Regions from separate parts of the Homo sapiens genome. Here region 2 is linked to region 1. Evidence: chromatin loops called from intact Hi-C (ENCODE). Cell type or tissue: heart right ventricle. All regions are shown on one strand. Links, peaks and the distances in the headings refer to the core of each region. The heading gives the core; the rest is flanking DNA. Region 1 has its middle 11 kb from the start of LINC01993. Region 2 overlaps LOC105371912 (a long non-coding RNA gene).

Evidence for each region. A loop is a pair of places that touch in the nucleus more often than their neighbours do. Peaks named below come from ENCODE experiments on the same cell type or tissue, not always from the same donor. Only the 100,000 strongest peaks of a DNase experiment are listed, where the experiment ranks them.
Region 2: it touches region 1 in a loop (2.2-fold over the local background); 35 of 110 quality-filtered maps call a loop at or near these places.

The regions. Positions count from the first base shown.
Region 1 is chr17:78,282,404-78,296,208 of GRCh38, reverse strand. No RefSeq gene overlaps it. Among named protein-coding and RNA genes, the nearest start is that of LINC01993, 11 kb to the right of the region's middle. RefSeq lists a silencer at 4,209-4,478 and an enhancer at 8,050-8,551. In heart right ventricle, for the core only: a CTCF peak has its summit at 6,259 (motif pointing left); a DNase peak (open chromatin) is centred at 6,258.
Region 2 is chr17:78,332,455-78,349,172 of GRCh38, reverse strand. LOC105371912 (a long non-coding RNA gene) reads right to left here. Exons shown (of 2, transcript NR_188632.1): 2 at 2,796-5,208. Among named protein-coding and RNA genes, the nearest start is that of SOCS3, 19 kb to the left of the region's middle. RefSeq lists silencers at 700-759, 6,938-7,047, 7,258-7,517, 10,081-10,190 and enhancers at 3,855-4,359, 6,386-6,891. In heart right ventricle, for the core only: CTCF peaks have their summits at 5,875 and 7,305 (motif pointing left); DNase peaks (open chromatin) are centred at 5,892, 6,183 and 7,182; H3K4me3 peaks cover 1,747 bases; H3K27ac peaks cover 2,500 bases.

The sequences.
Region 1 (13,805 bases), core at 4,846-7,345:
TTTCTGTGTCACTTGAATATTTTAATGCCTGGGGGAGGTTTTGTGCTTTCCAAGGAAGACTTAGTGACTTGAATTTGAATTGAGTCAAGGCTGGCCACGGTGGCTCATACCTGTAATCCCAGCACTTTGGGAGGCCGAGGTGGGAGGATTGCTGGAGCCCAGGAGTTTGAGACCAGCCTGGACAAAATAGTAAGACCCTATCGACAAAAAAAAGAATTGAAAATTATCTGGGTGTGGTGGTGCGTGCCTGTAGTCCCAGCTACTTGGGAGGCTGAGGTGGGAGGATTGCTTGAGCCCAGGAGTTTGAGATTAGCCTGGACAATTTAGTGAGACCTCTCACTAAGTCATCTCGCTAAAAATTTTTTTTAAAAAATTAGTCGGGCATGGTGGCATGCACCTGTAGTCTAAGCACTTTGAGAGACTGAGGTAGGAGGATTGCTTGAGCCTGGGAGGTTGAGGCTGCAGTGAGCCATGATTACAGCACTGCACTCCAGCCTGGGCAACAGAGTCTAGTCTCAAAAAAAAAAAGAGTCAATATATCAAGTGTAAAAGTTGTCAATATTAAAACCTACCTTTACTTAGACCTTGCATTCCAAAATCCAACAAGTTTTAGCATTCTCTTTATAAATCTAATTTTAATATGAAAACACAATCACTTTCACTTGGGCTATGCTCAATTAACTCATACATTTAACACACTGATTACTTCTTATGCATTTAACCACACTGACCTTTTTTTCTTTTTTTTTGAGACGGAGTCTTGCTATGTTGCCCAGGCTGGAGTGCAGTGGCGTGATCTCGGCTCACTGCAACCTCCGCCTCCTGGGTTCACGCCATTCTCTTGCCTCAGCCTCCCGAGTAGCTGGGACTACAGGTGCCCACCACCACGCCGGCTAATTTTTTGTATTTTTGGTTGAGACGGGGTTTACACTGTGTTAGCCAGGATGGTCTCGATCTCCTGACCTCGTGATCCGCCCGCCTCGGCCTCCCAAAGTGCTGGGATTACAGGTGTGAGCCACCGCGCCCGGCCTCACACTGACCTTCTTAAATAACACAAGAGCCTCGGGAGTACAGATCTAAAATCACACCTTCGATGCTGCTGGAGTCTCCGAAGCACCTGGCCAGGCCGCCTACAAATCAGCATGTGAATTCTTCCAGAACGCGTAGGCAGCTCCTGTAAATTGAGGAAATCAGACTCGTAAAGGCTGTGACTCAGGTTCTCCTCATCATCTCGAACACCATCAAAACAACAATAGAGACACAGAGCAGCATTCACTTCGCGGATGGTTGCAACATAGGAAAAGCAACCACTCACCAGGGCTTTCTTGGATTTCTTGCAAATTACCGTACTCTCTCCGCCCAGGGGTCACCAGCCAGGGCTGCTAAGCACCTAAGATCGCGGGGAGGGTGTTGGCCTGGGATTCCCGGCCAGGATGCAGGACTAGCCTTAGTTCTGGGATATTCTCCCGACTTTAAGGAGGGAGGCCTCTTCCTGTGGTCAGTGGCCATGGCCTGTGAGCCTGGACTTGCGGCCAGGGTAGGATCAACACACAATTCCCCCTTCACCACCATGTCACATGCCCCCAGGCATTGCAGCCGCCAGGGTCTGGGGTCCTCACTCTCGCTTTCCCAGCTGCATCCCACCAGCAACCACAATTGGCCTTGGCGTGTACTCTTCATCCAGACTGCAGCTGCCTCCCTACAGTACTCTGGGGAGTCTGCCCTGCTCTTCATGGTCACACTCTCCACCTGCCTCACTCACCACCGTTCACGGTCATTTATTGGCCCTCCAGGCATGTCCTGGGGACCTCTCAAGCCCTCCCTTGAAACGCTTAACCCATCGGGTTAGGGCCAAGCAGGAGGGGCTTGTGTGGATTTGAAGACCCTCTGGACCAGGGATTCCAGCGATAAGCATAAAGGAACAGGCCTGAAGGCCAGGGTTTGGAGTGCTGTTTTCCTGGGCAGTGATAGCCCAGAATACCAGGGGTCAGGACTTGGGGCACACTGAGTTTGAGCATGACTGACCCTCGGAGGCACTGCCTCATCAGAGACTCACTCAACTAGCCAGGCCCTCCTGCACGGGGAGGGGCCCTGTCCTCTGCAGACTCTCCCTCATGGTCACAAGACACCCTTGGGCAGGCCCAGGCCATGTGCCTCTAGGTCCCAATGCAACAGAAAGGGAACTACTTGGCCGGGTGCAGTGGCTCACGCCCGTAATCACAGCACATTGGCAGGCCTAGGTGGGTGGATCAGCGGAGGTCAGGGGTTCAAGACCAGCCTGGCCAACATGGTGAAACCCCATCTCTACTAAAAATACAAAAATTAGCTGGGTGTAGGCCGGGCACGGTGGCTCACGCCTGTAATCCCAGCACTTTGGGAGGCCGAGGAGGGCAGATCACGAGCTCAGGAGATCGAGACCATCCTGGCCAACATGGTGAAACCCCATCTCTACTAAAAATACTAAAAAATTAGCCAGGCGTGGTGGCGGGCGCCTGTAGTCCCAGCTACTCGGGAGGCTGAGGCTGGAGAATGGCGTGAACCCGGGAGGTGGAGCTTGCAGTGAGCCGAGATTGTGCCACTGCACTCCAGCCTGGGGGACAGAGCCAGACTCCGTCTCAAAAAAAAAAAAAAAAAATTAGCTGGGCGTGGTGGTGTGCGCCTGTAATTGCAGCTACTTGGGAGGCTGAGGCTGGAGAATCACTTGAACCTGGGAGGCGGAGGTTGCAGTGAGCCAAGGTCGTGCCACTGCACTCCAGCCTGGGTGACAAAGCAAGACTCCATCTCAAAAAAAAAAGGAACTACTTGTAGGTAAAGCAACTGAAACCTATTTATAGGGCCATCTGACCCGGGTTGGGACATGTATCCTATATCGTTATAACCAAGGGGGTGAGAGAGTCAGACTGGCTTAGACCAATGAAGGCTCATCCCTGGGGTAAAGTGGATGGTGGAGAAGAAAGTGACAAAAGTTCACTATGAGAGGTGATCTGAATGAGCCCCAAAGTCTATGATTAGAAGCCAAGAGCATGGGGCCAGTCACGGTGGCTCACGCCTGAAATCCCAGCACTTTGGGAGGCCGAGGTGGGTGGATCACTTGAGCCCAGGAGTTCGAGATCAGCCTCGGCAACATGGCAAAACTTCATCTCTACACAAAATACAAGCCAGGCATGGTGGCATGCACCTGTGGTCCCAGTTAGTTGGGAGGTTGAGGTAGGAGGATCACCTGAGCCCAGAAGGTTGAGGTTGTAGTGAGCTGTGATCGTGCCACTGCACTCCAGCCTGAGCGACAGAGTGAGACTTTGTCTCAAAAAAAAAAAAAAAAAAAAAAAGGCAGCCTGGAGGACAGCTGCAGCAGCACCGTGCATCTGTATCCTGGGTGTTTAATAACTGATTGTTGAGGAAGGAAGGAAGGAAGCTGGACACAGAGAGGCAGGTATCCAGCTCTCGCTTCTGGGAGGTTGGTGGAGATGGGCACAGAGCCCAGGGCACCCGGCCAAATCAGGGGCAGGTCCAGCTAGGAGGGTCCCTTCTGAGAGCAGCGGTCCAAGCTCGCTCCTCCCTGGGAGCAAGAAGCCTGGTCAGAAACAGAGACTGAAGCAGGAGGTGAGTCCATGTGAGGCCGTGGCTTGGACACCAACCTGAGATGTTGGAGACATGGAGTGAGGCCCCATGGAGAGGGCAGATGAGGAGGGTGGATTAGGGCTGATCTTGGGAGCTGTTGCCCCCATATCCCTTTGACATTCGCCTTGGCAAACTTTGTAGGCCCGGAGGAGAGTTCTCAAAACACAGTGAGTGTGACCTGAGGGACACAGCCGGACTGGGCTGCAGGTGGGTGGATCCGAGGTGGATGAGACCAGCCCCTGTTGTGTCCTATGCTTAGATCTCGGGGCACTCTTGGGCGGTCTGTAACTGGCAACAGTGTCGCCCCCACGCAGGGAAAGCCGAGTGGGACCCAGGGTGGTCCTTGGGGAGCCCTCCACCCAGGCTCCAGCTCCGGCCTGCCCGCTGGCCAGGACATTACCTGTTCCCAGAACGCCATCTGCCCCAGAGGCCATTCACCCTGGCGGCAGGCTGGGCCAGAAAGCAAGTGCCCAGCCCCAGAGCCAAGAGTGAGGCATGAACGATGCCAGCAGAATGCCACACGTCCTCAACTCGGGCTGCCTGAAGCACAGATACTGTGGCTCCCCTGAGTTGGCCCTTTGACCATGGAGTCCACCGTCCCCAAGGAGGTGCTGGGGACAGAGGCATCGGCTCGGCAGCGTGAGGGTTTCTGTTTGCAGACAGGACGGTGCAACACACAGGTGAGGCTCACACGAGTTTGCCCTGGAGACCCCGCCTGCCTCAGAGAACTGGGGGTGTGGAGAGGCCCAGAAAGCTTCACAGATGTGGGGCTGACCAGCCTGGGGGAGAACCCTGTCTCGGGGGATCCCCACTAGCAATCCAGAGTGGACTGGGTGTGGGCTGAGAGGGGCCACTGCTATGACTGGGAAGCTTGGAGGTCTTCAACTGTCAGTCCCATTTTAGGAGGAGCAACTGACCCAGGGGCTGACTGAGTGTGTGCCCAAGAGAGGAGGGTCTGCCTGTCCGCATTGAGGAAGGCGCCTGCTGATGGGTGTCAGGGGTGCGTCGAGCCCACTCTGCCCGCTCTGTCTCCAGGGACCCTCCCTGCTGCTCTTCAGTCTCCTTCCTCGCTGGGGGCAGATCATGCGGGGCACGGCGCAGGAGGAGAAACTGCAGGGCAGCCGGGCACCATGGCTCACGCCTGTAATCCCTGCACTTTGGGAGGCTGAGGTGGGCGGATCACCTGAGGTCAGGAGTTTGAGACCAGCCTGGCCAACATGGTGAAACCCCATCTCTACTAAAAATACAAAAATTAGCTGGGCGTGGTGGTGGGCGCCTGTAATCCCAGCTACTTGGGAGGCTGAGGCAGGAGAATCACTTGAGCCCAGGAGATGGAGGCTGCAGTGAGCCAAGATCATGCCATTGCACTCCAGCCTGGGCAACAAAAGCGAGACTCCATCTCAAAAAAAAAAGAAAGAAAGAAAAAGAAACTGCAGGGCAGGCCCAGCTGTGACACTGGCAGGGCCCAGTGCAAAATGAAGATGCAGGGCTCCTTGTTAAAAAATCACTAAGAATTTCGAAATGGTGACGGAGATCATTAAACCCAGCACAGCGTGCTCTGAGCATGGGGACCAGTGCACCTCCATAGGTCACACACCCCTGGAGCTGGCCCTGCAGCAGGGAGATTAAGGGGAGTCCGCAGTGAGGTGGCATCTTATCTTTCTAATGGGCATCTTAGGCGCACACACAGTACATACAAAGGCCCTGTGGCCGCATGCCAAGGCTCCTGAGGAGGCCCTGAAGTCTGCCTCCCTCTGCATACAGTGAACCATTAAACCTCTAAACAACCAGAGAAATAGGTGTCATTAGTCCCATCTTACAGAGGAGAAAGCGGGGCTCAGGGAGGTGGAGGGACTTTCCCAAGGACACTCAGCAGGCAGGCGGCAGAGCTGGAACCCAGAGCCAGCCCAGCGGGCTCCAAAGGCTGGCTTGGGCACACTGGCCATACCACAAGGCAGCTCCTTGTCCCAGCAGGCAGGGCTCCTTTGTGCTGTGGAGCCCAGGCCCCAGCCCCCACTCCCTGGGTTCAAATCTCAGCTCTGGAAGTGACTCAGCCTCTCTGAGCCTCAGTTTCTTCCTCTGTAAAGTGGATATTGTATTCATAGGTCCTCCTTTGATAGGATTGCTTCTCGTGATACACGCAGGATGCGAAGAACAGTAGCAGGCACGGAAAAGGCCCCAAATAACATCTTCCATGGATGCCACTGTGGCCTCGCTCGCTGTTCTTCCTGCCGCTGCCGCCCAGCCTGCAGGTCTCTCCCACTTTGGGTAAATAACCCTTCCCCACCTTTGGCAAGCCGGGCCACCTGGCAGTACGTGCAGGGCTCAGGTCACTGCCCACACCCACCCGTGCATGCCCAGGTAGGACACACACACTCTCTCTCACACACACTTACACTCGCACTTACACACACAACACACACACTCATTCACACTTACACTCAACACACAAACACACTCGCACTCACACACAAAACACACACACACTCATTCACACACTCACACTCAACACACACACGCCACTCACACACACACAAAACACATACTCACACACACACATACACTCACACACACTGACACCCCTTAGCCTGGTGTCTTGAGCCAAGTACGAGGCTGCGAAGGTCTCCCTCTAGCGGCCCAGAAAGAGTAGATGCTCACTCAGGCCTGACTTAACTCACTGGAGGAAGCCGCGGGAACTCCTCTGCCCTGGGCTGCAGCCGGATCCTAAGAAGTTCCCGTCCTGGCTGGGGGGTTGGGCATGGTGGCTCACACCTGTAATCCCAGCACTTTGGGAGGCCGAGGCAGGCGGATCATCTGAGGTCGGGAGTTTGAGACCAGCCTGACCAACGTGGAGAAACCCCGTCTCTACTAAAAATACAAAATTAGCTGGGCTTGGTGGTGCACGCCTGTAATCCCAACTACTAGGGAGACTGAGGCAGAAGAATCGCTTGAACCCTGGAAGCAGAGGTTGCAGTAAGCCAAGATCGCACCACTGCACTCCAGCCTGGGCGACAAAAGCGAAACTCCATCTCAAAAAAAAAAAAAAAAAATAGAATCCCAGGTCCCGGCCATGCCTAGACACCCGCCTTCTGTCCCTTCATTCATCTGAGCAGCAGGAGCTGAACACTTGTCAGCAGCAGCCCAGCCCAGAGGCTAGAATCAGAGCCAGTCCCACGTCCAGGACCCGAGGAGGTCCCAAGGCTTTTGGGGGGCCAAACAGAGCTGGCTGAGGGGTGACGAGTAGGAGGTCTCACAGCCCTCAATGTCAGGCACAAGGGGAGAGGCAGGGTAGCCCAGGAAGAAGGACGTGCACAGGCAGGGGCTCCATGCCTTCATGCCTGGGGCTGGGGCAGGATCCGGCTGCAGAGGTGAGGCACACACAGTAGGACTGCAATAATGAATACACAGAGTAGGACTGCAGTAATGAGTGAAGGAATGAGCGCATGAACCGACAGCCTTGCAGGTTTGTTTTTGTTTTTGTTTTGTTTTGTTTTGAGACAGAGTCTTGTTCTGTTGCCCAGGCTGGAGTGCAGCAGCATGATCTCAGCTCACTGCAACCTCCGCCTCCCAGGTTCAAGTGATTCTCCTGTCCCAGCCTCCCGAGTAGCTGGGACTACAGGCACGCACCACCATGCCAGGCTAATTTTTGTATTTTTAGCAGAGACAGGGTTTCACCATGTTGGCCAGACTGGCCTTGAACTTCTGACCTCAAGTGATCGGCCCACCTCAACCTCCCAAAGTGCTAGGATTACAGGCATGAGCCACTGTGCCTGTCCAGCTTTGCCACTTTTGTATCACAAGCCCCTTGTACCTCTTAACAATAGATTCAGAGGTGGTTTGGTCTCAGCTGGAGAGAAGCCAGAGAACCTATACTTCTAAAAGTAGCTCAGATGGGCCGGGCGCAGTGGCTCACACCTGTAATCCCAGCTCTTTGGGAGGCCAAGTTGGGAGGATCGCTTGAGCCCAGAAGTTCAAGACCAGCCTGGGCAACATGGCAAGATCTGTCTCAGCAAAATATTTAAAAACTTAGCTGGGGCATGGTGGTACACGCCTGTGGTCCTAGCTACTTGGGAGGCTGAGGTGAAAGAATCACTTGAACCCTGGAGGTTGAGACTGCAGTGAGCCAAAATCCCACCACTGCACTCCAGCCTGGGCAACAGAGCGAGACCCTGTCTTAAAAAAAAAAAAATAAAAAAAGGAGCTTAGATAATTCTGAGACCAGGCAAGTCTGGAAACTTCCTGACTTCTTGTGGCATCCCTGGTTGCCTGGACACTGATTAACTCACAGCCCCAGGCCCCAGGACTCTGAGCTGGGAGGTCTGGGGTGGCCCTGGAAGCTGCCTATGCAACCAGTGTCCCAGGCATGGGGGTCCCAGTCACCCTCTGGGGTGCAGCAAACTAAGAAGCAGGAGCAGGGGACTCAAGGGGATCCCCAGGACGATGGCATTAGCGGGAACTGCCCCAGGCACTGGCAACCGCAGCCAATCCCGTGCTCTCTGGGCCTCTGGTCGCACTCAGAAGACATACCTTGTCCAGGGCCAACAGCGGTGTGAGGACCAGGACGGGGACCCTGTAGTTCCCACCAGTCATGTGTCCTGGACAGCCCACGTCACCTCTGACACTTGGTCACACAACGATGTGAAGATACTTACTGCCACTGAATTGAAACACTTAAAAATGGCTAAAGTTGGCTGGGCGCGGTGGCTTACGCCTGTAATCCCAGCACTTTGGGAGGCCGAGGCAGGTGGATCATGAGGTCAGGAGATTGAGACCATCCTGGCTGACATGGTGAAACCCCATCTCTACTAAAAATACAAAAAATTAGCCAGGCACGGTGGCGGGCACTTGTGGTCCCAGCTACTCAGGAGGCTGAGGCAGGAGAATGGTGTGAACCTGGGAGGCGGAGCTTGCAGTGAGCCGAGATCGTGCTGCTGCACTCCAGCCTGGGCGACAGAGCGAGACTCTGTCTAAAAAAAAAAAAAAAGGCTAAAGTGGCAAATTTTATGCTATGTGTTTTTTACCACAAATTTTTTTTTTTTTTTTGAGACAGAGTCTCACTCTGCCACCCATGCTGGAGTGCAGTGATGTGATCTCGGCTCACTGCAACCTCCACCTCCTGGGTTCTAGCGATTCTCCTGCCTCAGCCCCCCGAGTAGCTGGGACTATAGGTGCGCACCACCACACCCAGCTAACGCTGGTATTTTTAGTAGAGAAGGGGTTTAACCATGTTGGCCAGGCTGGCCTCAAACTCTTGACCTCCGGTGCCACCCACCTTGGCCTCCCAAAGTGGTGGGATTACAGGCGTAAGCCACCACCCCCGGCCTATTTTACCACAGTTTTTTTGAGACAGGATCTCACTCTGTCGCCCAGGCTGGAGTGCAGTGGCACCATCTCGGCTCACCTACAACCTCCGCCTCCTGGGCTCAAGCGATTCTCCCACCTCAGTCCCCCAAGTAGCTGGGACTACAGGCATGCGCCACTACAGCCAAACTGTCTGTGTGTTTAGTAGAGACGGGGTTTTGCCATGTTGCCCAGGCTGGTCTTGAACTCCTGAACTCAAGTGATCCACCCGCCTTGGCCTCCCAAAGTACTGGGACTACAGGTGTGAGCCACGGCGCCCAGCCCCACAATTTTTTTTTGAGAGAAAAAAGCTCGCAAGGAGCCCATGCACTTCAGGTTCTTTGGGTGATACAGACACCTGGTGGAGTAACTCGCTGGTCTGTGGACGATGCCTAAGACTGTTCATTCTGGCTGTATCACTGCTTCTGCCTCAGCTTCCCCATTCATAAAATGGGGATGATACAGGCAGAGGCAGCTCCACTGCTGCCCAGTGAGTGGCGGGCAGAGGCTCCATCCTGGCAGCCTGCACCCTCTCTGCTTGGCCTCCTTCTCTCCAGGGCTGCTGCCACACCTCTGTCCCTTGCAGGTGGCTCTCTTGAGATTGCCTAATGGGCCTTATGGTCCTTTTAGATTTTAGGGTCATGTCACTTTTCATTTCACGATGGAGGAAGGGGGCAGTATCCATAACCCACAAGGCAAGGAGAAGCCAGAGGGATTTTGTTAGCTATTCCCAGACACCTGTTCCAAACATTCTCTAGAGACAGCAGCTGAAAGCCCAGGGGAGGCAGGGGTGGGGGGCAGGAGGAACAGAAGCATGTTTTCTTCCTTTTTTCATTTTAGCAGCTTTATTTATTATTTATTTATTTATTTATTTATTTTTGAGATAGAGTCTCGCCCTGTTGCCCAGGCTGGAGTGCAATGGTGCGATATTGGCTCACTGCAACCTCTGCTTCCCAGGTTCAAGCGATTCTCCTGCCTCAGCCTCCCAAGTAGCTCGGATTACAGGCGTGTGCCACCACGCCCGGCTAATTTTTTTTTTTTTTTTTTTTTTGTATCTTTAGTAGAGACGGGGTTTCACCATGTTGGCCAGGCTGGTCTCAAACTCCTGACCTGGTGATCCGCCTGCCTTGGCCTCCCAAAGCGCTGGGATTACAGGCGTGAGCCACCGTGCCCGGCCTTAGCAACTTTATTAAGAGCGTTTAAACACCACACTATTCACCCATTGAAAGTATACACTCAACAGCTTCTGGTGAATTCATGGAATTGTGCAACCATCACTGTAGTCAACCACAGAACATTTTCTTTTTATTTTCTCTCTCTTTTTTTTTTTAGACGGAGTTTCGCTGTTATTGCCCAGGCTGGAATGCAATGGTGCGATCTCGGCTCACCGCAACCTCCGCCTCCCAGGTTCAAGTGATTCTCCTGCCTCAGCCTCCCGAGTAGCTGGGATTACAGGCATGCACCACCACACCCGGCTAATTTTGTATTTTTAGTAGAGACGGGGTTTCTTCATGTTGAGGCTGGTCTCGAACTCCTGACCTCAGGTGATCCGCCAACCTTGGCCTCCTAAAGTGCTGGGATTGCAGGCATGAGCCACCCTGCCCAGCCCTACCAGAACATTTTCATCATCTCAAAAGTGTCCATGAGGCCGGGCGCAGTGGCTCACACCTCTAATCCCAGCACTTTGGGAGGCCAAGGCAGGCAGATCACCTGAGGTCAGGAGTTCGAGACCAGCCTGACCAACATGGTGAAACCCCGTCTCTACTAAAAAAATACAAAATTAGCTGGGCATGGTGCCGCATGCCTGTAATCCCAGCTACTCAGGAGGCTGAGGCAGGAGAATCGCTTGAACCCAGGAGGCGGAAGTTGCAGTGAGCCGAGATTGCACCACTGCACTCCAGCCTGGGTGACAGAGCAAGACTCTGTCTCAAAAAAAAAAAAAAAAAAAAAAAAAGGATCCATGAGCGGTCACTTCCCATTTCCCCTTCCCTCCCCCAGCCCCTGACAACCACTCGTCTACTTTCTGTCTATGGAAATTTACTTTTTCTAGATATTTTTAATTTTTGTTTTTGTTTTTGTTTTTTCGGACAGGGTCTCACTCTGTTGTCTAGGCTGGAGTGCAACAGCATGATCATGGCTCACTGCAGCCTCAACCTCTTGGGTTCAAGGGATCCTCCTGCCTCAGCCTCCCAAGTAGCCAGGACTACAGGTGCACACCACCATGCCTGCCTAATTTTTAAGTTATTTGTAGAGATGGGGGTCTTGCTATGTTACCCAGGCTGGCCTCAAACTCCTGAGCTCAAGCGACCCTCCCACCTCAGCCTCCCAAAGTACTGGGATAACAGGTGTGAACCACCACACCTAGCCTTTTTCTGGCTATTTAATTTCAATGGGATCATACAGTATGTGGATCAAAAGTATACATCGTTTGTGTCTGGCTTTTTTTACTTTTATTTTTTGAGATGGAGTCTCGCTCTGTTGCCCAGGCTGGAGTGCAGTGGCACGATATTGACTCACCAAAACCTCTGCCTCCTGGCTTCAAACGATTCTCCTGTCTCGGCCTCCCCAGTAGCTGGGATTACAGGCATGCGCCACCATGCCCAGCTAATTTTGTATTTTTAGTAGAGACAGGGTTTCACCATGTTGGCCAGGCTGGTCTTGAACTCCTGACCTTGTGATCTGCCCGCCTCGGCCTCCCAAAGTGCTGGGATTACAGGAGTGAGCCACCGCACCTGGCTGTATCTGGCTTCTTTCGTGGAGCATAATGTCTCGAAGGCTCATCCGAGTTGCAGTGTGTATGAGAACTGCATTCTCTTTACGGCCAAGCAGTGTTCTACAGTGTGGTTACCACACATTGTATCCGTGCACTCATCAGGCGATGGACCAGCCCACGTTCTCTGAGACGGGCTGACTTGGACTCTGAAATGTTAAGCAACTTGCTCTCCAGGAGTCCTGTGAAGAAGTTGCTTCATCCTTTTGAAGTCTGCCCAGGAGCCCTAACTGCTAGACCAGGCTCCCCAGCTGCTGGTCTCATCAGGATAGCAATGGAGAGTTCACTTTTTCCGAGAAGGATGTTTTATGTGTTTACAGGCATTCTGTAGTTATGTTTATTATTTACGGTCAGGTTTAGGGACATAAAATTGCCACTGTATTGTTGGGAGTAAATTTTATTTCCGTGGTTTTAACACACACACACAAATAATAATCATATTAGTAGCTGAATATTGTCATAATTCTGTAGGATATAAATTTTACTGCAATAACAACTATAAAATACCAAGAACCCACTGCAGCAGGATTATTAGGAATAAATGTTACTGCTGCTTCCAAAACACAAACGATCACTCCATTGGCGGCTGCAAAGAGCCCTCACACTGGTGAGTATAAATGTGCTATGTGAGCAACTCTAAAACCCACAATACTCAACCACTGTGGTGGGATGATTGCGAATCCATTTTATGTCTCCAATGAAGACAAAAATAAAATGAATGATGCCTTTTGTAGTTAAATTTTCAATCATCTTGCCGGCAAGAATGTTTTACTGCTACAATTGTAAAACCATAAAATGCAAAAAGAAGAAGCCATTTCAGCCCCAGGAAAGACGAAATGATAAAAATGCACCTTTATCTGTGAGAAATGTATGGTTGGGGCAGGAAAATCGTTCTTATAGACGTGAATTTGGAGGGCCGGGCGTGGTGGCTCACGCCTGTAATCCCAGCACTTTGGGAGGCCGAGGCAGGTGGATCACCTGAGGTCAGGAGTTCGAGACTAGCCCAGCCAACATGGTGAAACCCCGTTGTACTAAAAATACAAAAATTAGCCAGGCGTGGTGGTGCACGGCAGCTACGCGGGAGGCTGAGGCAGGAGAATTGCTTGAACCCAAGAGACAGAGGTTGCTGTGACCTGGGATCATGCCACTGCAATCCAGCCTGGGCATTAAGAGTGAAACTCTGTCTCAAAAAAAAAAAGATGTGAATTTGGAAGAGGGTGGGACTAGGATTGCCAGATAAAACACAGGATGCTCAGTTAAATTTGAATTTCAGAGAAACAACAAATACATTTTTTTTTATTTTTGAGGCACAGTCTCACTCTGTCACTCAAGCTGGAGTGCAGTGACATGATCTTGGCTCACTGCAACCTCCACCTCCTGGGTTCAAGCAATTCTCATGCCTCAGCCCTCTGGTAGCTGGGATTACAGGTGCTCGCCACCAGGCCCGGCTAATTTTTGTATTAGTAGAGATGGGTTTTTGCCATGTTGGCCAGGCTGGTCTCGAACTCCTGACCTCAAGTGATCCACCCACCTCAGCCTCCCAAAGTGCTGGGATTACAGGTGTGAGCCCACACGCCTGGCCAAATACATTTTTTAGAGTAAGTATCTCTCTCATATTGCATGGGATATACTTACACTAAAAATGTATTTGTTATTTCTCTGAAATTCAAATTTAACTAGGTGTCTTGGTTTTTTGTTTGCTTTTTTACTAAATTTGGCCACCTTTGGCTGGCCTGAAGAACAAGGATGGACCATGGACCTCCAAGCCCATCTGTGAACACTTTTTTTGTTTTGTTCTGTTTTTTTTTTTTTTTGAGACGGAGGCTCGCTCTGTCACCAGGCTGGAGTGCAGTGGCGCAGTCTCAGCTCACTGCAACCTCTGCCTCCTGGGTTCAAGCGATTTTTCTGCCTCAGCCTCCGGAGTAGCCACCACACCCAGCTAATTTTTGTATTTTTAGTGGAGATGGGGTTTCATCATGTTGGCCAGGATGATCTCGATATCTTTTTTTTTTTTTTGAAACGGAGTCTCGCTGTGTCGCCCAGGCTGGAGTGCAGTGTCGCAATCTCGGCTCACTGC
Region 2 (16,718 bases), core at 5,800-8,299, 52 kb before region 1:
AATGGGTGATGCTTGCTGGAAACTCATCAAACACTGGCTCTGTGGCTGTACAAAAGACAAAATGTTCTTTAAATAATGGGGTTCCTGGATCATTAAAATATCACTTAATTCATAACTTTTTTTTTTTTTTTTTTTTGAGACGGATGGTCTCGCTCTGTCACCAGGCTGGAGTGCAGGAGTGCAATGGCGCAATCTCGGCTCACTGCAACCTCCGCCTCCCGGGTTCAAGTGATTCTCCTGCCTCAGCCTCCTGAGTAGCTGGGACTACAGGCGTGTGCCACCGTGCTCAGCTAATTTTTTTGGTATTTTTAGTAGAGATGGGGTTTCCCCATGTCGGCCAGGTTGGTCTCGATCTCTCGACCTTGTGATCCACCCGCCTTGACCTCCCAAAGTGCTGGGATTACAGGTGTGAGCCACAGCGCCCGGCATCATTCACAACTTTTACTTCCAGAAGCAAACAGGCATCTTTTATTTTTAGTACCATGTGTTTGCATAAATAGCACTTTTGTTTTTTCAAAATGCATTTTAATAGGTGATCTCATTCCGTCCTTCCTCCATGCCTCAGATGTAAGGCAGGTAAAATAAAATATACCACACTTTCCAGATGAGTAAACTAAGCTGTAGAGGAGTTTAGGCTTGCCTCAGATCACAGATAAGCAGTGAGAGAAGCAGAAACGGACCACCTCTCAGCTGATGTCAAATCCAGTGCCCTCTCCACTGTTACTTGCTTAAGTACTGCCCCTCCTACGTGTGAGAACCCTCCCCAGTGCCAGGACCTCTGCTTGGCAGCTACTGTGAAGGCTCCCCCAGGGATCTAAATGACAGCTAGGTCCACTCTTGGCTCTCATCAGAGTCCAGGTCAGCCTGGGGAACAGTCCTGGGCTGCCATTCCGTCCACCCAGACCCTGGGGGGTTGCAGGGAACACCAGAGTCCTCCCAGCTCCTAGCAGGTGGGGAGCCCCAGGTGTTCAGGGCTAGTGCTCCCAATGGATATACAATTCCCAAGGCAACCCCAGCAAGATCTCTGGCCAGCCCAATGTCCAAGGTTTGGCCCGAAGCCTCAGAGAACGCCAGATCCCTCTAACCCATCCGTTCTGGAAACTTGGTGAAGGTGGAGGAGATGACCTCTCTGTTTCCTCCTGTTGTAGAATTCTATGAAAAGGAGGCCGGAGGGACAGGAGCTGGCACCAGGAGGAAGGCAGGCTGATTTTCAAGAGTGGTCCTCTAGCTATTCACTGCCTTTTTTAGTGTCCCTTGGCCACCTGGTGAAAGTAGGCAAGAGGATGTGGTAGAAAGGCTACCCAGAAGAACTCAGAGACCGCCGGCACTGCACAATGCTGGGGGAGGGACAGTGAGGGCTATGGAGCCCTCACTTTGGGGCTTCCCCACCAGACCCCTCAGGCCATCACAGGGCTGGCGCTTGGCTGAGAACTCAGTAAGGACCCTGACCAGGCTCCAGCCAGAGTCCTGGAGTGGAGGGGAGGAGCCCAGGAGAGCAGCCCAGACCCTCCCTCGGGCACCCTTCCAGGCCTCTCCAGTCTAAGAGAAGGAGCTGAGAAGGTCAGCAAACTGGCCCAGCTGCAGCAAGAGACCTTGTGCCCACACCAGGATGGAAACAGAGCTGGTCAGACCTGAGTGGGGGAGGAGAGAGGCCTTCACCTGGGGCCCTGGGGCCCTGGGACCATCAGGCCAGGCTCTGTGGCTGGAAGGAGAGATGCCTGGAGAGGAGTCAATTAAAAGAGCCACCTCTGTAATCCCAGCACTTTGGGAGGCCAAGGTGGGGGGGATCACCTGAGGTCAGGAGTTCAAGACCAGCCTGGCCAACATGGTGAAACCCCATCTCTACTAAAAATACAAAAAAAATTAACTGTTTGTGGTGGTGCATGCCTATAGTCCCAGCTACTTGGGAGACTGAGGCAGGAGAATCGCTTGAAGCTGGGTCGCAGAGGTTGCAATGAGCCGAGATCACTCCACTGCACTCCAGCGTGGTGACAGAGCAAGACTCTAGAAAGAGAGAGAGAAAGAAAGAAAGAGAGAGAGAAAGAAAGAAGAAAAAGAAAGAAAGGAAGGAAGAAGGAAAGGAAGGAAAGAAAAGAAAGAAGAAAGGGAAGGAAGGAAGGAAGAAAGGAAGGAAAGAAAGGAAAGAGAAAGGAAAGAAAGGAAAGAAAGGAAAGGAAGAGAAAGGAAGAGAAAGAAGGAAAGAAAGAAAGGAAAGGAAAGAAAGAGCCAGAGGCCAGGTAGAGGCTGCAGCACCCTCCGCAGGACGCGGCCAGAGATGACTGGAGGACCTCCCAGATGCACAGGGTGTATACACGTTGCTGCATGCACACACCACTCTGCGCATTCTGAGTGCCATGCGTAAAGGTGACGGTTAACACTATCCTGGGGATGTGCACCGGGCACCATCCTTCTGTGGAGCGATGAGTGATAGTGAATCACCCCAGACCAGGTTCCCACTGTGAGCAAAACAGCCAAGCAGGAGACCAACCAAGTAGGATTCAGGGTTCCAAGCTTTCCTCCAGTAGGACAAAGCTGGCCCAGATCAGGATCAAACAGTAATCTTGGCCCTAGAGGCAGGATTCTAGCAACTGAGTCAGCCTGCCCAGAATGTGGGTGCAACTCTGCTTTCTGCTCTCAGGTGTCCCCCTTGCTGGTCTTGAGGGTTCTATGGGAAATAGAAGAGAACTGCATGAGAATGCTATTGGCCTTGATATCTCCATGTCTGTGGAGTAAGAATAAGACAGGTCACCATCCTGAAGCCCTCTCCTTGGCCCCAGCTATGAAAGAAAGAGTTCTCTCGCCCAGCGGGTTTTATTTATTTCACAACACTTTTATGGCTGTGCTTCCAGTGTGCCAAGCACTATTCTAAGCACCTGAAACGTACTGACCCATGGAGGTCTCCAGCAACTCCATGAGTTACGTACTATTCTTGTCCCTATTTTCTCAGTGGGTGAAACTGCAAAACAGGGATGTAATGTAACTTGCCCAAGGTCACACAGCTCACCAGGAGTAGAGCTGGGATCCAAACCTAGGCAGCAGGGCTCCAACGCCCCTGCCTGTGGCCAGGGCCCTCGCTGTGCCTCTTGGCCCAGCCCCACCAAGGCACTGGACATGGGCACTGGAGCCCTGGATCAGGAGAGGACAAGTGGTAAGGGCAGGGTGTGGGAAAGCTGGGCTCCAGTTCCAGATCACTGCTGCTGCCTATGACCCTGGGCAGGCACCCAACCGCCCTGCCTTGTTCCTAATCTATACACGGGGATTTCAATAAAACCTGCTTTAGGCACTGTGGTGAGGATGAGACGAGACCATATCTTGAGTTTGTTATTATTAACAGGGTCTCCCTGGGACCCAGCAAGATTCAGACCCTTCTCATTCATCCGACATCCAAGCTCACCCGCTCTTGTGGGGGGGAATAGGTAGCCGCTTCTTCCAAGGCTCAGCCACTAGGTCTCCGGCTTCCTGTCCGGGTGCGAGGAGGAAGTTGAGGAAGCATTCCTTCCTGTCCCTCCTTGGTCTCTTCCAAGTCTTTTCTTTACGTGCCTCATGCATTTCCCTCTTGTTTTTCCCAGCTGCCCTGTGTTTGACATTTGGTGATTGTATTCCTTTCCTGGGACAGCCGTAACAAAACGCCACAAACTCAGCAGCTTCAAACAACCAAAATGGATTCTCTCACAGCTCTGGAGGCCAGAAGGCCAACACTCAAGGTGTACTGGGACCGTGCTCCCTCTGAAGCCCCCAGGGAAGAATGACTTCCTTGCCCCTGCCAGCTCCTGGTGGTGGCCGGCGGTCCTGCTCGCTCCTTGGCTTGTAGACACATCTCTCCCATCTCTGCCTCCACCACCGCGTGGCCTTCTCTGTGTGTCTGTGTCCAGATTTCCCTCATATAAGGGCATCAGTCATTGGACTGGGGCCATCCTCATACAACATGCTGTTAGCCTTGATCTCCCCAGGCCTGTGGAGTACATCTTAATTACATCTGCAAAGACCCTCTTTCCAAACAAAGTCACATTTGTAGGTTCCATGCAGACATGAATTTGGTGGGGGGGGACGCCATTCGACCCAGTACAGTGGTCCTGTAGGATCTCACATTGAGAACGTTCTTTCTTTCCTTTCGTCTTCCAAGAAAAGCCTAAGAGAGGTCCACTTCCTTGCTGTTGGGTAGAGGGACAAGTGAAATGCCACTTTATGCTCTGCTAAAGACGCCCTGAGCACTGAAGACAGGCTGGAAAGACGCCCAGGGATGGAGCCCAGCAGATGGCCTGGCCACCAGCAGGGCTCAGACGCAGGCTGTGTAGCCAGGGGCGTTCCTCCCCTCTGAGCTACCTGGCGTGGCCTGGCGTGCCCCAGACATTGCCTCACTTAGCTGCGGGATGCTTCCTGCGTTTCTCTGGTGAAGAGCTTCAGTCTTTACAACCTCAGATGACCCCTCACACAAGAAACATCATGCTCTAGAAAGCTTATTTTGAGCTTCCACAGGCAAGGGGGGTGGGAGGTGGAACCGTGGAGCTGGATGTGGGAAGTAGGGACAGTGCCACAGTTCCTTGGCAGCGTCACCTAGGGGAAAGTTGAGGTGATGCCCAAGAGCCAGCCAGCTCTTTCCAAAGCCCTGGAGTATCTGATGGGGAGGTGGAGACCCCATCTCTCAGAAGCTCCTTTCTTTTTTTTTTTTTTTTTTGAAATGGAGTCTCACTCTGTCGCCCAGGCTGGAGTGCAATGGCACGATCTTGGCTCACTGCAACCTCCGCCTCCCGGGTTCAAGCGATTCTCCTGCCTCAGCCTCCCGAGTAGCTGGGATTACAGGTGCCTGCCACCATGCCCGGCTAATTTTGTATTTTTAGTAGAGATGGGGTTTCTCCATGTTGGTCAGGCTGGTCTTGAACTCCCACCCTCAGGTGGTTCGCTCGCCTCAGCCTCCCAAAGTGCTGGGATTACAGGCATGAGCCACCACGCCCAGATAGAAGCTCCTTGCAAATCCATCCACCTGGTTGGAGAGCTGGGCCTTTCATCTGCACTCTTAGTCACTGCACCCTCATCATCGTCAGGCAGCGTGATACAGAAAGCCCTGTCTGGTCTTCAGTAGCTGAAGGGAAGGTTCTCAGCTACTCTCCAAGCCCTCGCCAATCAGGGTCTGCAGTCCCAGCTCTGGGCAGCAGGTAAACGTCTTTCCCGGAGCAGCTCTCTGGGGCACCCAGGTCGGACTTGCAGAGCCTGAGAAAGGAGAGAGGGAGGATGCCAAGAAGGCATGGGGTTATGCCCTTACCTGAACCACAGGAAGGGGACCGCCCTGCCCCAGCATACCGGCAGCTGCTCTTCCAGGGACAGGAAGTCAGCTGAGTACCGAGCAAGCCGCATGCCCATGTGGCTGGGGGGTGGGGGCACCTGGGCAGTCAGCTGGGCCATCCACCACTCTTCCGGGCCACACTGGTTCCCACGCTCATAGGCCAGATGGAGTGGGGATCGGGAGCCAGCGGGGAAACCCAGTTTGCATCCCAGGACTCTAAATCCGCTCCCCATCTGTACAATGGGGATAACAACAGTTCCCGTTTTCTTGGGTGGTTGTGACAGTTCAGTGAGCAAACGCCCATATGGCGTAGTACATGGTGAGTGCTCAGTCAACACTGGCGGCTCTGATGCCCTCCAAAAGGGGCTGAGCCCCTGGACAGCCTTTTTTTTTTCTTGTAAATAACCTGGCATTTAGGTAGTGGCCCAACCTGCTTAGGGAAGAGGAGCCACCTTCCAGGCAGCCTCATCTGGTCTACTAGCTGTCTCAGGAAATCAGTGACAGCACAGCCCCTCCGCCCCCCAGTACACACACACTGGGCCCTGGCAACGGGAGGCAAGTTCTCTCTGAGTCCTCCCTACACCAGGGGCCTCTCTGGCCGGGCAGCCCAACCACAGGACAATCAGGCTTTGGGCCAGGAAGTTACAGTAAGTCAGGCCCGCCCTTCCCCACATGGGGTACCGCTGCTTCCCTGGTCCCAAGCCTCGGCTCCCCTAGAGGAAGAGAAGGGGGATCAAGACCCCTTCTCAACCCTCCCCCACCCCACTGTGCTCTGAATCCCACCCCAAGGACATGCTGGTCTTTCCAGAGATTTTCAGAGGCTGCCTCTTGCTGGCAACTTAGCAGCCCCAGCTGCACAGGGCAGCTGAAGCCGCAACTGAATTTGGGAGGAGAGGCTGACTCACCCCAGCCAGGCTGGGCCTCCGCTAATATTCTTGGGTCGCAGCCTGGGATTCCTGCAGGTTCCGACAATAGGCTGGACCATCCTCTTGTAGGAGGCGGGGTTCAAAGTAACCCCAAGCGCGGGGAGGGGAGCTCTGGCAGGGGCGTCCATGTGTCCAGGACTCTAGGCCTGGGGGTTGGGGGTGACATCGGCACGCCCCCCTCCCCAGGCCTGATGCAGGAGGAAGGAGGTGTGGGACAGGGAAAGAGGACCGCGTTTGGAGTGCACACGGCACATTACATAATTATTCTATTTTAATATAACAAGCCTGGATGGTAGCTATGACTAATCTCTAGTTAATAGGTGAGGAAACCGAGGCCGGGAGAGGTTAAGGAGTTAGGGGTGGGTGGAGGGCCGGTGAGGGGTGGCGGCTGTGACGGGCAGAGCGTGAGGCCAGGCCCCTTGGAAACTCCCCCTCAGCCTCCGTGTCCACCTAAGCTACCAGTGCGGGGCCTGCGGCTGCGGCCCGTGGGCTGTGCAGGCTCAGAGCCCCGGGACCCGCAGGCCCCAGGCCTGCATGTGTGAGCGCAGGAGGCGGGGAGGCAGACACCGCATTTCCACAGGACCCTGCGGGATCAGGGCGCAGACCGGGCGGCGGGGTCCCTCGGGGCCTCCCCTGGCCCCAGCACCTCCCGCCCGCCGCCGCGGGGTTCTTCCAGTCCATGCCAACCTGGCTCGAGCAGGACAAGGTGATCGAGGCTCAGCGGCCCCTGGTCCCCCAGCCCCACGCCCGGCCCGTGGCCATGGCAACCGCTGCGCTGTGGCTCCCTCGCCGGGCAACGGAGAGAGGGGAAGGGAACGCGCCCGGCCGCGCCGCCGGCTGCGAATTCCTCAGGCCTTCCATCAGCCCCGCCGGCCCCGACGGGCTTCCTCGCGGGCTGTGAGGTCAGCGCCCGGCTCCACCCGCCTCGGGCTGGCCCCGCGCCCGGGATCCCGGTCCCGGCCCCGCGCCCCGCCCCCACCCCGCCCGCGGACCCGCCCACCCGGGTCCTCGCGTCCCAGGGCCGGGCCCGCACCCCGCAGCCCCTCCCGGTCCACGCGCGGGCCCCGGCTCCCCGGCGAGTCCTGCAGCTGGGGCGGCCCCTGGCGCCCGCCACCCGGCCGAGCCCTATTTCGGGCGCTGGCGCTGCGGGCCGGGGCAGCCCTGCCCGGAAGGGAGGCTATTCTGGGCCGGGCCGCCCGAGCAGCTGCGGCCCCGGGCTTCCCGGCAGGGTGTGCGGCGCGGGACCGAGGGCACACCAGGGCAGGGCTCCCCTCCCTCCCCAGCGCCGCACCTTCCTCCCAGGCCGCGCCTAGCTCTCTCGCCTTTTTGGCCAGACCCAGGTCCTTCCTTAGGCCAGGAACATTCCCTAGTGCCAGGTCGCTGAGAATGTCCAGAGGCTAAGGCCATCCGGTGCCCTACCCCAGTGCCCTCCGGGCAGGTGCCTTGCCCTGAGCCTGTCCGCCCTGGGCCCCACTTCCTTCTTTTTCTTGATTTATTTTATTTTATTTTATTTATTATTTTTTTTTTAGACAGGGCCTCGCTCTGTTGCCCAGGCTGGAGTGCAGTGGCACTATCTCAGCTCACTGCAACCTCTACCTCCCCGGTTCAGGCGATTCTCCTGCCTCAGCTTCCCGGGTAGCTGGGACTACAGGCACGCGCCACCATACCTGGCTAGTTTTTGTATTTTTAGTAGAGATGGGGTTTCACCATGTTGACCAGGGTAGGGTGGTTTCGAACTCCTGACCTCAAGTGATCGGCCTGCCTCGGCCTCCCAAAGTGCTGGGATTACAGGCATGAGCCACCGCGCCCGGCCCCCACTTCCTTTCTAGGGTGGTCTTCCCAACACCCTGTGCTGACCTGGGTTCAGCCCTTGTCCCCATGTGCTACTTCTCTGCCCATCCTAACTCTAACGACCTTCCTGCCATGGGTCCATTTGGTCTGTGTTGAATCCGCAGTGCCCAGCACAGGATGGCTGCTTCCAAAATGGGTGTGTCATGAAAGCTGTTAAACCATCACATTCAGTATCACATTGCGGACACCAGCCCCTAAGGGGCTTTTTACATACAACCAGCAAACCCATATGAGGACTAGAGGTCCAGCTGCCCTCTTGCCCCCTTGCCCCACCAGAGTGAGTGACCACATCCACGGGTGGTGGCGGCTTGGTGGAAGAAGCTGTGGGTACTTGCATACGTGGCCCTGGTCGCCTTGGGTTCACCCTGTAACCTTAGGACCATATGCTGAACTCCTAGGGGCCACACTTTGCAGTCTGGCCCACATCAATGATTGCAAGGAGACAAAATATGTGCTGCACCATGAGAATGCAGGTCGCCCACATTTCACCCACAATCCAACCCACATCTCTCCCTCCCAAGCAAAAGATCTCCCTGGGATGGTGTCTGAGGATGCTCGGGGGAGAGGAGGAGGGCAGCTGACGCCCATCCATGCCCACTCTCTGCCAGGTGTTTTACATATGTCATGTTATTTAGCCTGGCCTCTCAAACTTTCACGTCAGCACCAATCACCTGGATCTTGTTAAACTGCAGACTGATTCATCTGGCTGGGGTGGGCCATGAGATGCTGCATTTCTGAGCAGCTCTAGGTAGACTCTATCTTGCCAGGACTCTGCCACACTGGAACTGGGAGGGGGAATCCACACAGCAGTTCTCTGAGCTCATCTGCCTGGTTTTCAAACGAAGAATCTGAGGTTTAGAGTCATTAAGAAGCTTGTTGAGCAGTCAGGCCAGCACCCTGACTGACTGGCCACAGAGAATGTCCCCCAGATCCTAAACCCACTCTCTATGACCCCAGAGAGTCTTCCCCAGGCAGTTTACACCCCTTAGCTTCCTTTTGTTTTTGAGGCAGGGTCTCCTTCTGTCACCCAGGCTGGAGTGCAGTGGCATGATCATAGCTCATTGCAGCCCCTGCCCCCTAGGCTCAATGGATCCTCCTGCCGCAACCTCCTGAATAGCTGGGACTACAGGCATGTGCCACCACACCTGGCTAATTTTTCTATTTTTTTGTAGAGACGGTGGGGGTGGGGGGGGGGTCTCCCTATGTTGCTTACACTGGTCTCGAACTCCTGGGCTCAAGCCATCCTCCCGCCTTAGCCTCCTAAAGTGCTGTGATTACAGGCATGAGCCACTGTGCCCAGTCATCCTTCCTTTTTAAAGAAAGTTGACTGAGCGAGGTGGCTGTTGCCTGTAATTTCAGCACTTTGGGAGGCAGAGGTGGGAGGATCACATGAAGCCATGAGTTTGAGACCAGTCTGGCCAACATGGTGAAACCCCATCTCTACTAAAAATACAAAAATTAGCCAGGCATGGTGGGGTCCACCTGTAGTCCCAGCTACTCAGGAGGCTGAGGCATGAGAATTGCTTGAACCCAGGAGGCAGAGGTTGCAGTAAGCTGAGATCGTGCCACTGCACTCCAGCCTGGGTGACAGAGTGAGACTCCATCTCAAAAAAAAAAAAAAAAAAAGTTATCACACTAATACATTGTATTACATGTGTACTAAATATATAGCTATCCTCAAGGAAAATTAATAAAATATTGAACTCATCCCCATGCCCAGTCCAACTAACTCAGTTCACTGCCCAGAAAAATAAATATTATCCACAAGTGGCTACTAATTCTTTAATTAACTAGATAGCTGAATTGAATAGTTTTATTTATAACTTGGATTATTGCTGTAGAATACGGGTTAAAAGGTTTGGCAAGAGCTACCCAAACTTGGGATGGAAATCTGCTGAGAGGAGCCTAGTCTGCTGAGAGAGAGAGAAAGAAAGTACCATTCAAATATGAGCCCAGGGAGAGGCAGGAAACCACTTTCTCCCCAGGACTCTGTACTACAATCTTTCAGGGCGTGCTGGACAGGTGAGGGGAAACCTAAACGCGCCAATGCCCTCCTTCATGAATAAGTAACAGCCGCCCAGTGCTTTGACTCATTCGTCAATAGAGAGTTCACTTCCTGACAAAGAAGCCAGCGCCTTCACACTCACATGTAAGTGACGGAGTAATCAATTGACGATTAATTACAGAGGAAGTTACCAGGAATATAGAATTGCTCTATCAAAATTCAGCGGCTAAGGCAGTATTTTTCAGGTGTGCTTCTGTTATGGAGATCAGACCTGCAGCTGAAATAAACCAGAGTGGTGGTGTTTCCTGAAAGAATATGTCTGCTCAATCTTGGGGGGCTTCCAGTTGGGGGGGGGAGCCTGGGAAGACTGGGTCAGATCCTGGTGTCATCATCCTCCGACTAGGCTGTCATTGTGTCATCTGTAAAACGAGGATGCTGACCTCTACAGAGGGCTCTGGTGAGGTCCCTGGGTTCCTGGCCTGACACATAGTGGGGGCTCAACTGGAGATTCTTCCTTCTCCTGTCACCTGCTCACCAGCACCCCCCTCTGACTGCCCCCAAACCCACTCCTCAATTCTGGAGTTGAAAGGAACCTTACAAGGCTGGTTTCTTTTACAGATGGGTACTTTGACAGACTTGGGTAATTGGGTAAAAGTCAGAGATCTCAATTTCTTTTTTAAGAGACAGGGTCAGCTGGACATGGTGGCTCATGCTTGTAATCCCAGGAATTTGGGAGGCTGAGGCAGGTGGATCACCTGTTCAAGACCAGCCTGGCCAACATGGTGAAACCCCATCTCTACTAAAATTACAAAAATTAGCCAGGCGTGGTGGCTTGCATCTGTAGTCCCAGCCACTGGGGAGATCTGAGGCAGGAGAATTGCTTGAACCCGGGAGGCGGAAGTTGCAGTGAGCCAAGATTGAGCCACTGCACTCCAGCCTGGGCGACAGAGCAAGACTCCATCTCAAGCAAAAAAGAGACAGGGTCTCACTTTGTCACCCAGGCTGGAGTGCAATGGTGTGATCATAGCTCACTGCAGTCTCAACCTCCTGAGTTCAAGTGATCCCCCAACCTCAGCCTCTCAAGTAGCTAGAACCACAGGTGTGCACTACCACGCCTGGCTGATTTTAATTTTTTTGCAGAGACGGGGGTCTCACTATGTTGCCCAGGCTGGTCTTGAACTCCTGGCCTTAAGTGATCCTCCGGCTTCGGCCTTCTGAAGTGCTGGGATTACAGGCATGAGCCACTGCACCCACCCAGTGATCTCATTTCTGAACAGGGAAGGGGCAGAGGGCCCACACAGGGAGTAGGGTTGGGGTAGAGTGAGAAGGGAAAGGAGAAGGGGAAGGTGACTGGGAATTCTCACCCATTCTCACTTCTGCTTTGTGGGTTAGAAACACTGAGCTGCCTCATCCTCCTGTCTCTGAACTTCCTTCACAGCCCATTGGGCCATTTGCATATGTCTCGTTGAAATTCCGGATCACGGCGTCACTGCCTCCTCCCCATGGCCCCCAGAGGGTGACCGGAGCATCACTAGGAGCCAAAGAATGGGGATGAGCAGTGCGGGGTAGTGTTGACCGCCCCAACTTTCCCATGGTGACTCACTCTTATTCAATAGACAGACCATTTTCCTAGAATGTTGCAACAGGGGTATTAGGGTTTTTCCAGAGCTTTCCACTCTCGATTACCCAACCCTGAGCCCCTCGCGTGGAACTCGAGGTGATCCCCGCTAGTGAGGGCTGGACATTTGCCTCTGGCCTTGGCATCCCCTTCATCTTGAACTTTCTCAAGGGGCAGAGCCAGCCTCCCGAGATGGGTTCTGTGCACCCCGGTTGTGCCCGCAGTAGGCTCCTGGACTGTTTTTCTTTCTTAATACATATTTGTTTAATGGATGGGATGACTGGAAATTACTTATCCCTGACGAAGAAACAGGAAGGCAAACAGTTTTACATTTCTTTTTACAAAAACTGTCTTGAGTTTTACCCTGTTCGTCTTTCTTCACTTTAGATTGTGAAGTTTCCAACTCTAACTCCTAAAAATCTTAGTGGAGAGATTCTAAACCCTTCGAGGGTGAGATCAAATCTCCTTCCTCCTTTCTCTCCCCAATCCCTGGTTCATAGTTATGTACTAGGTGCTTAATAGATCTTATTGTATTGGATTATTTTAAAAGTCATTATTTTATACAAAAGATTAGCTGTGCATAGTGGTGGGCGCCTGTAATCCCAGCTATTTGGGAGGCTGAAGCAGGAGAATCACTTGAACCCAAGAGGAGGAGGTTGCAGTGAGCCTGAGATCATGCCATTACGCTCCAGCCTGAGCAACAGAGTGAGACTCCATCTCAAAAAGAAAAAAAAAAAAGTTATTATTTTAAAAGTCAGCCGCTTATAGAGTCAGGCGTGTTAGGTATCATCAATGAAGCCTGGGCTGAGTTCAGGAATCCCGAACCTGTTTGGGTGCATTTGAGCTGATTGCCTTGTCAAAAAGTTCAGTAATGGCTCTGGCAAACTATGGCTTTGCGAGAGTTGGTGGAGGGGATTATAATGGTCTTTATTCCAAGGGAAAGTCTACTGCTTGAGCAGGGCACACCGGCTGGTGCCTGTAGTTCCAGGTACTCAGGAGGCCGAGGCAGGAGGATCACTTGAGCCCAGGACTTCAAGGCTGCAGTGAGTGAGCTACGATCAAGTCAATCCACTGTAGCCTGGGTGACAGAGCCAGACCCTGTCTCTCTGTCTTTCTCTCTCTTTTTTTGGGGGGGTGGGGCGGGATGGGATCTGGCTCTGTAGCCCAGGCTGGAGTGCAGTGGCAGGATCTCGGCTCACTACAACCTCCATCTCCCGATGGCGGTCTGGCCAGATGGGGTCTGGCTTTGTCACCCAGGCTGGAGTGCAGTGGCTTCATCTCTACTCACTGCAACCTCCATCAAGTGGTTCTCCTGCCTCAGCCTCCCTAGTAGCTGGGATTACAGGCGTGAGCCACCATGCCCGACCTAAGACCCTGTGTCTTAAATTTTTTTTTAAGTCTATTGTTTGAACCCCAGGAAAGGAATTTCATTGTGGGGTCACTCTTCATACAGGATGATTCCCTGTGAGTTTATAATAGCTCAGGAAGAGATACTGGAAATTATCACATAGGTACCCTATACTTTAGGGGAAATTTCTCCAAAAAGAAATGCTGGCCAAAAAAAGAAAGCTGTAGGTTCTAAAAAGGAAAATGGTAAGGTAGACCAAAAAAAATCCACAATTCAGACAATTCAATCACAAAAGATTTCTATGAGAAAGAGGCCAGGCATGGTGGCTCATGCCTGTAATCCCAGCACTTTGGGAGGCCCAGGCGGGTGGATCACCTGAGGTCAGGAGTTCGACACCAGCCTGAGCAACCTGGAGAAACCCCGTCTCTACTAAAAATAGAAAAAATTAGCTGGGTATGGTGGTGCACGCCTGTAATCCCAGCTACTCGGGAGGCTGAGGCAGGAGAATTGCTTGAACCCAGGAGGTGGAGGCTGCAGTGAGCCGAGATCACGCCATTGCATTCTAGCCTGGGCGACAACAGTGAAACTCCGTCTCGAAAAAAAAAAAAAGAGAAAGAAAGTTGGTAGGGGTACAAAATAAAGCACTGATACCTTCTAGGGAGCTGAGCTCATATTTCAAAAGGACAGAGAAGAGGGCAGGAGGGAGGGAGGACTCTCAACCACAAGTGAAGGCAAAAGAGCCCCTTGAGCCTGATGGGAGGGGCTGGGGTGCTATTAACCCTCAGCTCCCAATAAAACCTCTAAGAAAACAAAAATGGCTTGGAAGGTTGTAGTCACGGCTACAAGGACGAGCGAAGGACAGACCCAGTCCTTAGCTGAGAAGACCGAATCGTGTCAGATGACAGAAGAGGAAAGAGAATAAAGACCACCGTTATTGAGCGCCTATGTGTACTGGTGCATCCCCAACGCCTGTCCATCCTAAAGCTCTGTCCATCTCCCAACACAGACCAGGGGCAGTTGCTTCCTTCCTACCAGGGAGCAGCTCAGAGGCTAAGACCCTGCCACTGCTTGAAGCATCTCCCAGGGGAATGCAGATCTGCCCCAGGTTCTACCTGCTCCCCTGTCAAACTCCGAGAGAAAGTAGGGTGAGGGTAGGAGGGATCTGAAATCCAGGATGGGGAGGGCGAGCTGGGAAGCTCCACATTGACTTGAAAGTGGGCTGGGCAGCAGAGTGAGACGCTGTCTGGGTAGATGCCAGCCCCGGACTCTTGCTGGCTTTCACCCTTGGCCTGAGATGAGGAGAGGGACAGAAAGATGACAAACAAGGCCACTGTGGGCCAGAAACTAGACTGGGGAAACTAGAAACTCACGACTATGTTACTCACCCACAAAACACTGCAGTGAATCACTAAACAAATTCATATATTCTTGCCCTTAGTCAACAAATATCTATGGCATGTCCGTAAGTGCAAGTTATTGTGTTATAGGTATTAGGGATGCAATCTTAAATCAGGATGGGATCTTTCCTAAGGGATCTTAGTAGCTACAAGCAGGGAGATGACAGGACATAATTAATTTTATTTTATTTATTTCATTTATTTATTTTTTTTGAGACGGAGTCTCGCTCTGTCACCCAGGCTGGAGTGCAGTAGCATGATCTCGGCTCACTGCAAGCTCCTCCTCCCAGGTTGACGCCATTCTCTTGCCTCAGCCTCCCGAGTAGCTGGGAGCTACTGGTGGCGCCTGCCACCATGCCCGGCTAATTTTTTTGTATTTTTTTTTAGTAGAGATGGGGTTTCGCCCTGTTAGCCAGGATGGTCTTGATCTCCTGACCTCGTGATCTGCCCGCCTCAGCCTCCCAAAGTGATGGGATTACAGGCGTGCTACTGCACCTGGCCAGCGACAGGACATAATTATTGTAGTGGAAAATATGCTTACCAAAAAAGCACAGATAAAAAAAAAAAGCTACAGGGATTCAAGGGAGAAATAGGTCTTGAATAGTTAGAAAAAGGCTGACTATAGCATCTGAACGTATTTCAGGGAAGGAGCCAGACATGTTCATAACAGGCATATATAACAATGCTTATAAAGACAAAAAAATGGAATCCAGTAATATGGGATCTGTTGAATAGGATATGTCCACATAATGCAATACCACCCAGCTAATAGAAACAGTTTATGTAGCTGTACATATATATATTCAATCACATGTGAAGATAGTCATGAAATATGAGTAAATGAGAAAAGCAGATAACAAAAGAGTATTTAGAGACTGATTGCATTTTTATGAGTTTTTGGTATATGTAGTTCGAGATGCTTTTAGAAATTTCCAGAAATGGCAGTCTGCAGTGGCTCACTCCTAGCACTCTGGGTGGCCGAGGCAGGTGGATCACCTGAGGTCAGGAGTTTGAGACCAACCTGGCCAACATTATGAAACCTCATCTCTACTAAAAATACAAAAATTAGCCAGGTGTATGGCACACACCTGTAGTCCCAGGTACTCGGGAGGCTGAGGCAGGAGAATCGCTTGAACCCGGGGGGCAGAGGTTGCAGTGAGCCGAGATTGCGCCACTTCACTCCAGCCTGGGCGAAAGAGCGAAACTCCATCTCAAAAAAAAAAAAAAAAAAAAAAGAAACTTCCAGAAATACATACCAAAATGTTTGAAGTGCTTATCTCTGCATAGAGGGTTTTAGAATGCTTTCAGATTCTTTTTTCCTTTATCTGTATTTTGGTATTTTCATAAAACAAATGCAGGAATATACAAATCATCATTTTTTCAAAGGTAAAAACAAAACAAAACCCTATTTGCACCTCTGGCCTAAGTAACTCCTTTTTCCTTTGACAAGATTTTCAGATCATGGAAATGCTATGGGTATAGAATACCTTGATTTCACAGAACATTCAACTTCCTGTGATAGCCTTACACAAGACAGGAAACAAAGTAGCCTAGAAAACAGTTTAATGCGGCGGTGGCAGGTAGAAAGATTCACTAAAAACAAAACAAAAGGCCGTTGATAAGTAAACCAGTGCTCATCTAGAAGTAAGTCTCCAGAGATGTGCCACAGGGCTGTGACCTAGACCATGTCCTAGTTAACGTTTTTATCAATGACTTGAATGAAGACCATGATGTGATTGGATTTGCAGATAACACTGGAGAGTAACCCCCAGAAGGATGATAGGCTAGACCCACAGGTTGAACGACTCAGATGAAATTGAACAGGATTGAAAATCGAGTCCAGCAATCAGGTTACCCAGATGTCTCAGGACTGGGGGGCCTTCGAGGAGGACAGAAAGGCAGGGAAAGGGGTCTGAGGCTCAGAGCCGTGGGAGCAGCTGATGGAACCCAGGTTATTTACAGGAGAGAGAGAAGCTATGACGAGGTTCACCAGCTAGTTGACGATCAAGTGACTGTCAGCTAGTCAGGGAGATGGCTTCCCTCACCCAGATCAAAGAACACAGGGAAATAACTTTCCAGGAGGCCGATTTCAACTCAGTACAGTGACGGAAAAGAAAAACATCATTCACCAAGAGCCCTCCAAGTACCGGATTCTCAGAGGGGCATCTTTTCCAGCCTCCAAAGAGCCTCTCCCCTGGGGTGTTCACTGCCTCATCACACAGACCAGGTGAGGAAGAGTCACTCTGAACCCCCGGGGCCGTCCACTCAAAAACACCAGACTTCGGGAGGTAC